Linked DNA regions of Homo sapiens: region 1 is linked to region 2. Evidence: read pairs that join two places in POLR2A ChIA-PET (ENCODE). Cell type or tissue: GM12878. All regions are shown on one strand. Region 1 has its middle 26 kb from the start of LINC02951. Region 2 overlaps DDIAS (DNA damage induced apoptosis suppressor).

Evidence for each region. ChIA-PET counts read pairs that join two places held together with the same protein. Peaks named below come from ENCODE experiments on the same cell type or tissue, not always from the same donor. Only the 100,000 strongest peaks of a DNase experiment are listed, where the experiment ranks them.
Region 1: POLR2A ChIA-PET joins it to region 2 with 5 read pairs; 6 of 35 experiments call an interaction of 5 or more read pairs at or near these places.

What each region holds. Positions count from the first base shown.
Region 1 is chr11:83,120,573-83,125,572 of GRCh38, forward strand. No RefSeq gene overlaps it. Among named protein-coding and RNA genes, the nearest start is that of LINC02951, 26 kb to the left of the region's middle. In GM12878, no CTCF peak of the experiment used is centred here; no DNase peak of the experiment used is centred here.
Region 2 is chr11:82,917,863-82,922,862 of GRCh38, forward strand. The region is part of intron 3 of DDIAS (DNA damage induced apoptosis suppressor); the gene reads left to right. Among named protein-coding and RNA genes, the nearest start is that of DDIAS, 19 kb to the left of the region's middle. In GM12878, no CTCF peak of the experiment used is centred here; a DNase peak (open chromatin) is centred at 2,569; H3K4me3 peaks cover 374 bases; H3K27ac peaks cover 538 bases.

The DNA of each region.
Region 1 (5,000 bases), 200 kb after region 2:
CCTCAGTTGATTGCCAGTTCCTTTGAATTATGGCTGCTTTTTGAAGCTAAGCAAAGCCACAGATTTAGAGGAGACACATCTTGCAAGTTCACCCAGTTGCTCTTAAAAGGCACACATTTTTTTTTTTTTTTTTTGAGACAAGGTCCCACTTCATCACCCAGGCTGAAATACAGTATTGCAATCATAACTCACTATATCCTCAAATTCCTGGCCTCAAGTGAACATCCTGCTTCAGCCTCCCAAGCTGTTGGGATTACAGGGGTGAAACAGCATGCTCTTCAGAAGGCACATTTTTAGTTTCCAAATAGGTTTCACCTCAAATTGTTCTTTGAATGTTTTACTTGAGTTAGTCTAGTGTCCCCTTTTTTTTTTGTAAGCTCCAGCACTATCTTCTTTATTTGACAATTTAGTACCAAAGCCTGAACCTAGCACATAGTATGTTCACATAGTGTGTTCACAATACATATTTGTACAATGACTGCCTATAGGAATTAATTTACAACTCACTGTAATCTCCTTGAGTCAAGCCCCCAAAGTACCTAGCAGAATGCATAGCAGATGCTGAAGAAACACAAATTGGTTAATTTATCTGTGTCGTATTTATCATCCCTTCCTCCTGCTTCACTGGCATCTTCTCTTCTCTGGAAAGTTGAAATTTCCTGCTGTGTTTTCCACTTCTCAACTTCCACCAAGCACTGGTACTAACTGCCATACTCTTGGAGGCTTTTGGAATCTCCCTTTATAGGAATGGTTGCCCGATTTAGCAAATAAAAATATAGGACACCAAGGTTAAAATGAATTTTAGATAAACAATGAATAAAAATTGTAAAGGTATAAATATGTCCCATTCAACATTTGAGTTATATTTACACCAAAAAAATTTTCATTGCTTATCTGAAATTCAAATGTTACAGTGCATTTTATGTGGCAACCTTATTTACAGGATCTCACCACAAGTATTGACACTAACATAGAAGTTGTCATTTCTCATAACTACACCTTTTAGGCTCTGTGATATTTATTTATTTATTTATTTATAGAGATGGGGTCTCACTTTGTTGCCCAGGCTGGTCTTGAACTCCTGGGCTCACATGATCCACCCACTTTGGCCTCCCAAAGTGCTGGGATTGCAGGTGTAAGCCACCACACCCAGCCTAGGCCCTGTGCTCATTAATTAGTCAGTTCCAAACACCCTAAGGAGACAGAAAGCTGCTTTATCTTCTTCAAGTACAGGCCTTGCTCAGAGTAATGTGCTGGGGAAGGGAGAATCAAGTACCTCAGTTTTTCTCCTGGATTTGAAGTTTCATTCATTCAACTAGTGAGCTGCTCTCTCTCCTCTCAGCTGAGGGATAGATATTTGTGTATATTCCACCGAGCCCAAATTAAGAGCATCCAAACACTAAGCATAGATTTCCTCCTTTGCATTGCTCCTGACACAGTTTATCCTTCCAGATCACCCAGCTGCTTCCATTGAAACATAGAAATCTTACCTACTTCTCCAAACATCAGACACCTTTAAAACTCTCTCCTTTGTATGCTTCTTAGTGTACTCAGTTACAAAGTTCTGGGTTTGTTTTTATTGCAGTTATTTATTTTCTGTTGTCTTCCCTACAGAAATACTTCTCATATCTGCCTCTTCCTCTTTCATTCCATTTCTCCAGTCTGTCCTGCCCATTTAATATGTCATCACCTGAGGCCTAGATTGCAGCAACAGTGTCTTAGCTCTTCTGGCTTCCTGCATCTGTACACCTCCTAGCAAATGTATCCTAATATAGTCTCCTTTTCCCATCTGGGATTCCCCTTTGGGGAAAGCTGGCATAAATCTTGATTTTCTATTTAACAAATCAATACCAGGCTCCATAGCTGAGGCTTCAAGATACCCCAGCCCTTCTATTTTCTTTGCCTTATCTGTCTTCCATAGACTGATACAGTCCAATTTCTATTTGCTCAGATCTGGGCCTCATCCCTACATCTGGCTGCATGAGCCCCATCATTGCTCCTGCCTTGAATACTCAAATCCCTTCCCTCCTCCTCTGGGCCAATCCATGTCCCTTACCTCCTTCAAAACCCAGCTTTTTAGAAGATAATACAGCCAATCTTGGGGTGGAGAAAGCCTTTTCAAAGAGAAGAAAACAAAAGAGGAAAATGCAAAGGGAAAAGTTTAGTAGATTTGATGACACAAGAATGAAAAGATTCCTTATGTCAAAAAGTACTGTAAACAGAACAAAAACAACTAGAAAAAAATCGCTACCTATAATAGACAATGTTAATATTCTTAACGTAATTTGCAAATTAGTAAGAAACAGACATTCCAAAAGAAAATGAAGAGCAGGTATATTTGTGTGACACACACATGAAGCAGAAGAGGCCAAAAACATGAGAAACCACAAAACCTCAGTAGTACTAGAGAAACACAAATTAAAAGAATGAGTTTCCTTTTTCTTTCATCAGACATTTTTTAAAGATTGATACTCCATGTTGATGAGAGTGAAAGAACAGGATTTTTCTTACATGCTTTAGCAGTGCTCTTTCTTACACTTCTTTTCTTTTCTTTCTTTTTTTTTTTGACACAGACTCTGACTCTGTTGCCCAGACCGGAGTGCAGTGGTGGGATCTCGGCTTACTGCAACATCCGCCTCCCAGGTTCAAGCGATTCTTCTGTCTCAGTCTCCCAAGTAGCTGGGATTACAGGTGTACGCCACTATGCCCAGCTAATTTTTGTATTTTTATTAGAGACGGGGTTTCACCATGTTGTACAGGCTGGTCTCGAACTCCTGACTTCAGGTCATCTGCCCACCTTGGCCTCCCAAAGTGCTGGCATTATAGGCATGAGCCACCATGCCTGGCCTCTTATACTTCTTTAAAATAGCATAGATTAGGAAAACCTTACTACTTGTTTACTTTGTTAACAGTGTTTTCCAATTTTCCTATAATAAATATGTATCCTTTTTAATAATTAACACAATATGTATATGCACTTTTCAAAATCTTATGAAAATTGAAGGGAGGATAAGGCAGGAGGAGAAGGAAAGTGCATTTTTCTTAACCAGATAGGCCTGGTTTAGAAATCCCTCATTGCCTCTAACTAGCTGCAATTGACTTCTCAAGTCTGGGATCCTCACCTCAGTGAGCTGTTAAAATAGAAAAAAGTATGTAACCTGTTATTACAATACCTGGCACTTTGTAAACATTCAAAAAGTGGTGTTATTTGTTATTATTTTGTTGTATCCTCAGAGAGCATATAGTTTCAGTCTTTTGCATGTAGTAGATACAACATTAAAATATCTGCTAGATGGTCTGATTATCATTATTATTATTGTTATTATTATTATTATTTGAGCTGGAGTCTCGCTCTGTCGCCCAGGCTGGAGGACATTGGCCTAATCTTGGCTCACTGCCACCTTCACCTCCTGGGTTCAAGCAATTCTTGTGCTTCAGCCTCCCAAGTAGCTGGGATTACAGGCACCCGCCACCATGCCCAGCTAATTTTATTGTATTTTTAGTAGAGACTCACCATGTTGGCCAGGCTCATCTCGAACTCCAGACCTCAGGTGAACTTCAGATAAGTCTGACAAACCAGCAGCTTTTGGAACTGAGTTTTATTTTTATTTATTTATTTTTAAGACGGTCTTGCTCTGTCACTCCAGCTGGAGTGCAATCACAGCTCACTGTAGCCTCAAATTCCTGGGTTCAAGCAATCCTCCTGCCTCAGTTTCCCAAGTTGCTGGAAACTACAGGTACATGCGGCACTGATTTTTTCTTTACCTTTGATATTCTTCTTCACTAACCCCATTTTCTCCTCCCCCTTTTCCTTTCCTCCTGTCTGTTCCACAACTGTCCTATTCATTCCCTTTCTTCTTATCACACTCTGTTTCTTATGGACCAATCTTTCACAAGTTCTTTGAATAGCATTTTTCAGGCATGGCCGCATGTACCTGTAGTTTCCAGCAACTTGGGAAACTGAGGCAGGAGGATTGCTTGAACCCAGGAATTTGAGGCTACAGTGAGCTGTGATTGCACTCCAGCTGGAGTGACAGAGCAAGACCGTCTTAAAAATAAATAAATAAAAATAAAACTCAGTTCCAAAAGCTGCTGGTTTGTCAGACTTATCTGAAGTTCACCAGCAATGACAATGGGCTCCCTTTTCTCCTTACTGTTACTCTTTATTTTATTAATATTTTGATTGAAACTCATCTGTCTTTGGAATGCTTCCTATGCTTGACGGCACCTGAGTCTATTAACGTCAGTGTTTCCTGGTAATCTGTGACCTATTTGTCTGCTGACCTTCTCTTTCCTCCAGGCAGAAGCTAATTCTGTGTTTCTTATGAGGCTTCTTGCATGTTCATGTTCATCAGTGTTGTAAATTAAATTAATAGTATTTCAGGTCAGCAAAATAGCTTCCCTTCCCTTCCTCTTCTTTTCCCCTTTTGTCCCTTCTACTCCTTTGCCCTCCTCCCTGAAAATATAATTATTAATTATTCCTTTTCTCTGACATAAATCTATATTTGCTTTTGGAAAGTAGAATGAATACTTTTTTACTTATAACCCATATTGAATATATGTCTTTTTAATATTTGGGAAACACGCACTAAACACTTTAGGACAGTTGCTAAGAGATTATAACAACAGCGGAAGGTGATTATGCAACAAGCACTGGATTCTCCCCTCCATATCTTTATAACTATTAAGGTCTATAATTATGGGGCTTGGCATTAGAACAGATGTGAATTCTGTCTCCAATGCTATACAACCTTAGGCAATTCAACTATCCTCTCTGGGATTTAGCTTCTTTGTCTATAAAAAGTTGATAACATCTATAACAAAAGATGGGAGTTAAATGTGTATAAAGTATATAAGAAACAATCTAACACAGAGTAGATGTAGGGATACTATCTAACATAAAGAGAAATGTGAATTTCCCCTTCCCTTTAGGAGGTTCATTCATTTCTTAGGGGATTTATAATCCAGTGGGAAAAATCAAGATCTACATAAACACTAAA
Region 2 (5,000 bases):
ATTGTGATTTTGATTTGTATTTCCCTGGTCATTAGTGATGTTGAGCATTTTTTCATGTGTTTTCTTGGCCATTTGAGAATTGTCTATTTATGTCCTTAGCCTACTGTTTGATGGGATTGCTTGTTTTTTTCTTACTGATTTGTTTGAGTTCGTTGTAGATTCTGGATGTTAGTCCTTTGTCAGATGTATAGATTGTGAAGATTTTCTTCCACTCTGTGGGTTGTCTGTTCACTCTGCTGACTGTTCTTTGGCCATGCAAAAGCTCTTTAGTTTAATTAAGTCCCAGCTATTTGTTTTTATTGCATTTGCTTTTGGGTACGCCAATGTCTAGAAGGGTTTTTCCAATGTTATCTTCTAGAATTTTTATAGTTTCAGGTCTTAGATTTAAGTCCTTAATCCATCTTGAGTTGCTTTTATATAAGATTCATTCTCCTACATGTGGCTAGCCAATGATCCCAGCACCATTTGTTGAAAAGGGTGTCCTTTCCCCACTATTGTTCACTTTGTCAAAGATCAGTTGGCTGTAAGTATTTGAGTTTATTTCTGGGTTCTCTATTCTGTTCCATTGGCCTATGTGCCTATTTTTATACCAGTACCATGGTGTTTTGGTGACGATGGCCTTATAGTACAGTTTGAAATCAGGTAATGCGATGCCTCCAGGTTTGTTCTTTTTGCTTAGTCTTGCTTTGGCTGTGCAGGCCATGTTTTGGTTCCATATGCATTTTAAAATTGTTTTTTCTAATTCTGTGAAGAATGATGGTGGTAGGGATTGCACTGAATTTGTAGATTGCTTTTGGCAGCATGGTCATTTTCACAATATTGATTCTACCTATCCACGAGCATGGGATGTGTTTCCATTCATTGTGTTGTCTATGATTTCTTTCAGCAATGTTTTGTAGTTTTTCTTGTAGAGGTCTTTTGCCTCCTTGGTTAGGTATCTTCCTAAATTTGTTTTTTTTGTGTGGTTTTTTTTTGTGTGTGTGTTTTTGTAGCTGTTGTAAAAGGAGTTAAATTCTTGATTTGACTCTCCACTTGGTTGCTGTTAGTGTATAGAAGAGCTACTGATTTGTGTACATTAATCTTGTATCCAGAAACTTGGCTGAATTCTTTTATCAGTTCTAGCAGCTTTCTGGAGGAGTCTTTAGGGTTTTCGAGGTAAACAATCATATTGTCAGCAAACAGTGACAGTTTGACTTCCTCTTTACTGATTTAGATGCCCTTTCTTTCTTTCTCTTGTCTGATTGCATTGTCTAGGACTTCCAGTAGTATGTTGAAGAAGAATGGTGAGAGTGGGCATCCTTGTCTTGTTCCAATTCTCAGAGGGAATGCTTTCAACTTTTCTCCATTCATTGTTATGTTGGCTGTGGGTTTGTCATAGATGGCTTTTATTACATTGAGGTATGTCCCTTGTATGCCACTTTCGCTGAGAGTTTTAATCATAAATGGATGCTGGATTTTGTTGAATGTTTTTTCTGCATCCATTGAGATGATCATGTGATTTTTGGTTTTAAAATTCTGTTTATGTGGTATATCACACTTATTGACTTATGTATGTTAAACTGTCCCTACATCCCTGGTATGAAACCCACTTAATCATGGTGGATTATCTTTTTGATATGTTGTTGGATTCAGTTAGCTAGTATTTTGTTAAGGATTTTAGCATCTATGTTCATCAAGGATATCGGGCAGTAGTTTTCTTTTTTGCTTATGTCCTTTCCTGATTTGGGTATTAGGGTGATGTCGCCTTCATAGAATGAATTAGGGAGGGTTCCCTCTTTATCTCATAGAATAGCGTCAGAAGGATTGGTACCAATTCTTCTTTGAATGTCTGGTAGAATTCTGCTGTGAATCCATCTGGTCCCAGACTTTTTTTCGTTGGTTTTTTTTGAGACGGAGTCTCACTCTGTCGCCCAGGCTGGAGTGCAGTGGCGTGATCTCAGCGCACTGCAAGCTCTACCTCTCTTCACGCCATTCTGCCTCAGCCTCCTGAGTAGCTGGGACTACTGGTGCCCACCACCATGCCCAGCTAATCTTTTGTATTTTTAGTAGACAGGGTTTCACGGTGTTAGCCAGGATGGTCTCGATCTCCTAACCTCATGATCCGCCCACCTCAGCCTCCCAAAGCGCTGGGATTACAGGCGTGAGGCACCACGCCCGGCCTTTTGTTGGTAATTTTTTAATTCCCATTTCAATCTTGCTGCTTATTATTGGTCTGTTCAGGGTATCTAATTCTTCCTGATTTAAGCTAGGAGGGTTGTATTTTTCCAGGAATTTATCCATCTCTTCTAGGTTTTCTAGCTTGTGTAAAGGTGTTTGTAGTAGTCTTGAATGATCTTTTGTGTCTCAGTGGTGTCAGTTGTAATATGTCCCGTTTTGTTTCTTAATGAGGTTATTTGGATTTTCTCTCTTCTTGGTTAATCTTGCTAACGGTCTATCAATTTTATTTATCTTTTCAAAGAGCCAGCTTTTGGTTTCATGTATCTTTTGTATTTGTTTTTGTTTCAATTACATTTAGTTCTGCTTTGATCTTGGTTATTTCCTTTCTTCTGCTGGGTTTCGGTTTGGTTTGTTCTTGTTTCTCTAGTTCCTTGAGGTGTGACCTTAGAATGTCAGTTTGTGTTCTTTCAGTCTTTTTGATGTAGGCATTTAGGACTATGACCTTTCCTTTTAGCACTGCCTTTGCTGCAGCCCAGAGGTTTTGATAGGTTGTGTCATTATTGCCATTCAGTTTGAAGAATTTTTAAATTTCCATCTTGATTTCATTTTTGATCCAAGGATCATTCAGGAGCAGCTTATTTAATTTCCATGTATTGGCATGGTTTTGAAGGTTCCTTTTGGAGTTGATTTCCAGTTTATTCCACTATGGCCTGAGAGAGTGCTTGATATGATTTCAATTTTCTTAAATTTATTAAGGCTTGTTTTCTGGCTTATCACATGGTCTATCTTGGAGAAAGTTCCATGTGCTGTTGAATAGAATGTGTAATCTGCGGTTGTTGGATGAAATGCTCTGTATATTATCTGTTAAGTTCATTTGTTCCAAGGCATAGTTTAAATCCATTTTTTCTTTGTTGACTTTCTGTCTTGATGACCTGTCTAGTGCTGTCAGTGTAGTATTGAAGTCCTCCACTATTATTGTGTTGCTGTCTATCTCATTTCTTAGGTCTATTAGTAATTGTTTTATAAATTTGGGAGCTCCAGTGTTAGGTGCATAAATGTTTAGGATTGTGATATTTCTCGTTGGACAAGGCCTTTTATCATTATATAATGTCCTTTGTCTCTTTTAACTGCTTTTGCTTTAAAGTTTGTTTTTGTCTAATATAAAAATAGCTACCCCTGCTTGGTGTCCATTTGCACAAACTGCCTTTTTCCACTCCTTTACTTGATGTTTATGTGAGTCCTTATGTGTTAGGTGAGTCTCCTGAAGGCAGCAGATGGTTGGTGAGTTCTTATCCATTCTGCTATTCTGTATCTTTTAAGTGGAACATTTATGCCATTTACATTCGATGTTAGTATTGAGATTTGAGGTACCATTGCATTCATTGTGGTATTTGTTGCCTGTGTACCTTGTTTTTTTTGTTTTTGCTTTTTAAATTGTTTTTGTTTTATAGGTCCTTCATGATTTATGCTTTTAAGAGATTCTGTTTTTGATGTGTTTCCAGGATTTGTTTCAAGATTTAGAGCTCCTTTTCACAGTTTTTTTCTTTCTTTCTTTTTTTTTTTTTTTTTTTTTTTTGAGACGGAGTTTCGCTTTTTCGCCCAGGCTGGAGTGAAGTGGTGCAATCTCGTCTCACTGCACCCTCCGCCCCCCCAGGTTCAAGCAATTCTCCTGCCTCAGCCTCCCGAGTAGCTGGGATTACAGGCACCCACCACCACGTCCAGCTAATTTTTGTATTTTTAGTAGAGACAGGGTTTCACCATGTTGGCCAGGCTAGTCTCAAACTCCTGACCTCAGGTGATCCACCCGCCTCAGCCTCCCAAAGGGCTAGGATTACAGGCATGAGCCACTGCGCCCAGCCTAGCAGTTCTTGTAATGGTGGTTTGGTAGTAGCAGATTCTCTCAGCATTTGTTTGTCTGAGAAAGACTGTATCTTTCCTTCATATATGATGTTTAGTTTCACTGGGTACAAAATTCTTGGCTGATAATTGCTTTGCATGAGGAGGCTTAAGATAGGGCCCTAATCCCTTCTAGCTTGTAGGGTTTCTGCAAAGAAATCTGCTGTTAATCGGATAGGTTTTCCTTTATAGATTACCTGGTGCTTCTGTCTCACAACTCTTAAGATTCTTTCCTTTGTCTTAACTTTAGATAACCTGATGACAGTGTGCCTAGGTGATGATCTTTTTGTGATGAATTTCCCAGATGCTCTTTATGCTTCTTGTATTTAGATGCCTAGGTCTCTAGCAAGGCCGGGGAAGGTTTCCTCAATTATTCACCCAAATATGTTTTCCAAACTTTTAGATTTCTCTTATTCCTCAGGAACACCGATTATTCTTAGGTTTGGCTGTTTAACATAATCCCAGACTTTTTGGATGCTTGGTTCATAATTTCTTATTCTTTTTTCTTTGTGTTTGTTGGATTGGGTTAATTTGAAGACCTTGTCTTCAAGCTGTGAATTTCTTTCTTCTATTTGTTCATTTCTATTGCTGGGACTTTCCAGAGCATTTTGCATTTTTGTAAGTGTGTCCAGTGTTTCCTGAAGTTTTGATTGTTTTTCTTTATGCTATTTCCTTGAATGTTTCTCCCTTCACTTCTCGTATTGTTTTTTGGATTTCCTTGCGTCAGGCTTCGCTTTTCTCTGGTGCCTCGCTGAATTCTTTTTCAGGTAAATCAGGGATTTCTTATTGGTTTGAATCCATTGCTGGTGAGCTAGTGTGATTTTTTTTGGAGGTGTTAAAGAGCCTTGTTTTGTCATATTACCAGAGTTGGTTTTCTGGTTCCTTCTTATTTGGGTAGGCTCTGTCAGAGAGGCAAGGTCTAGGGCTGAAGGCTGTTGTTCAGATTC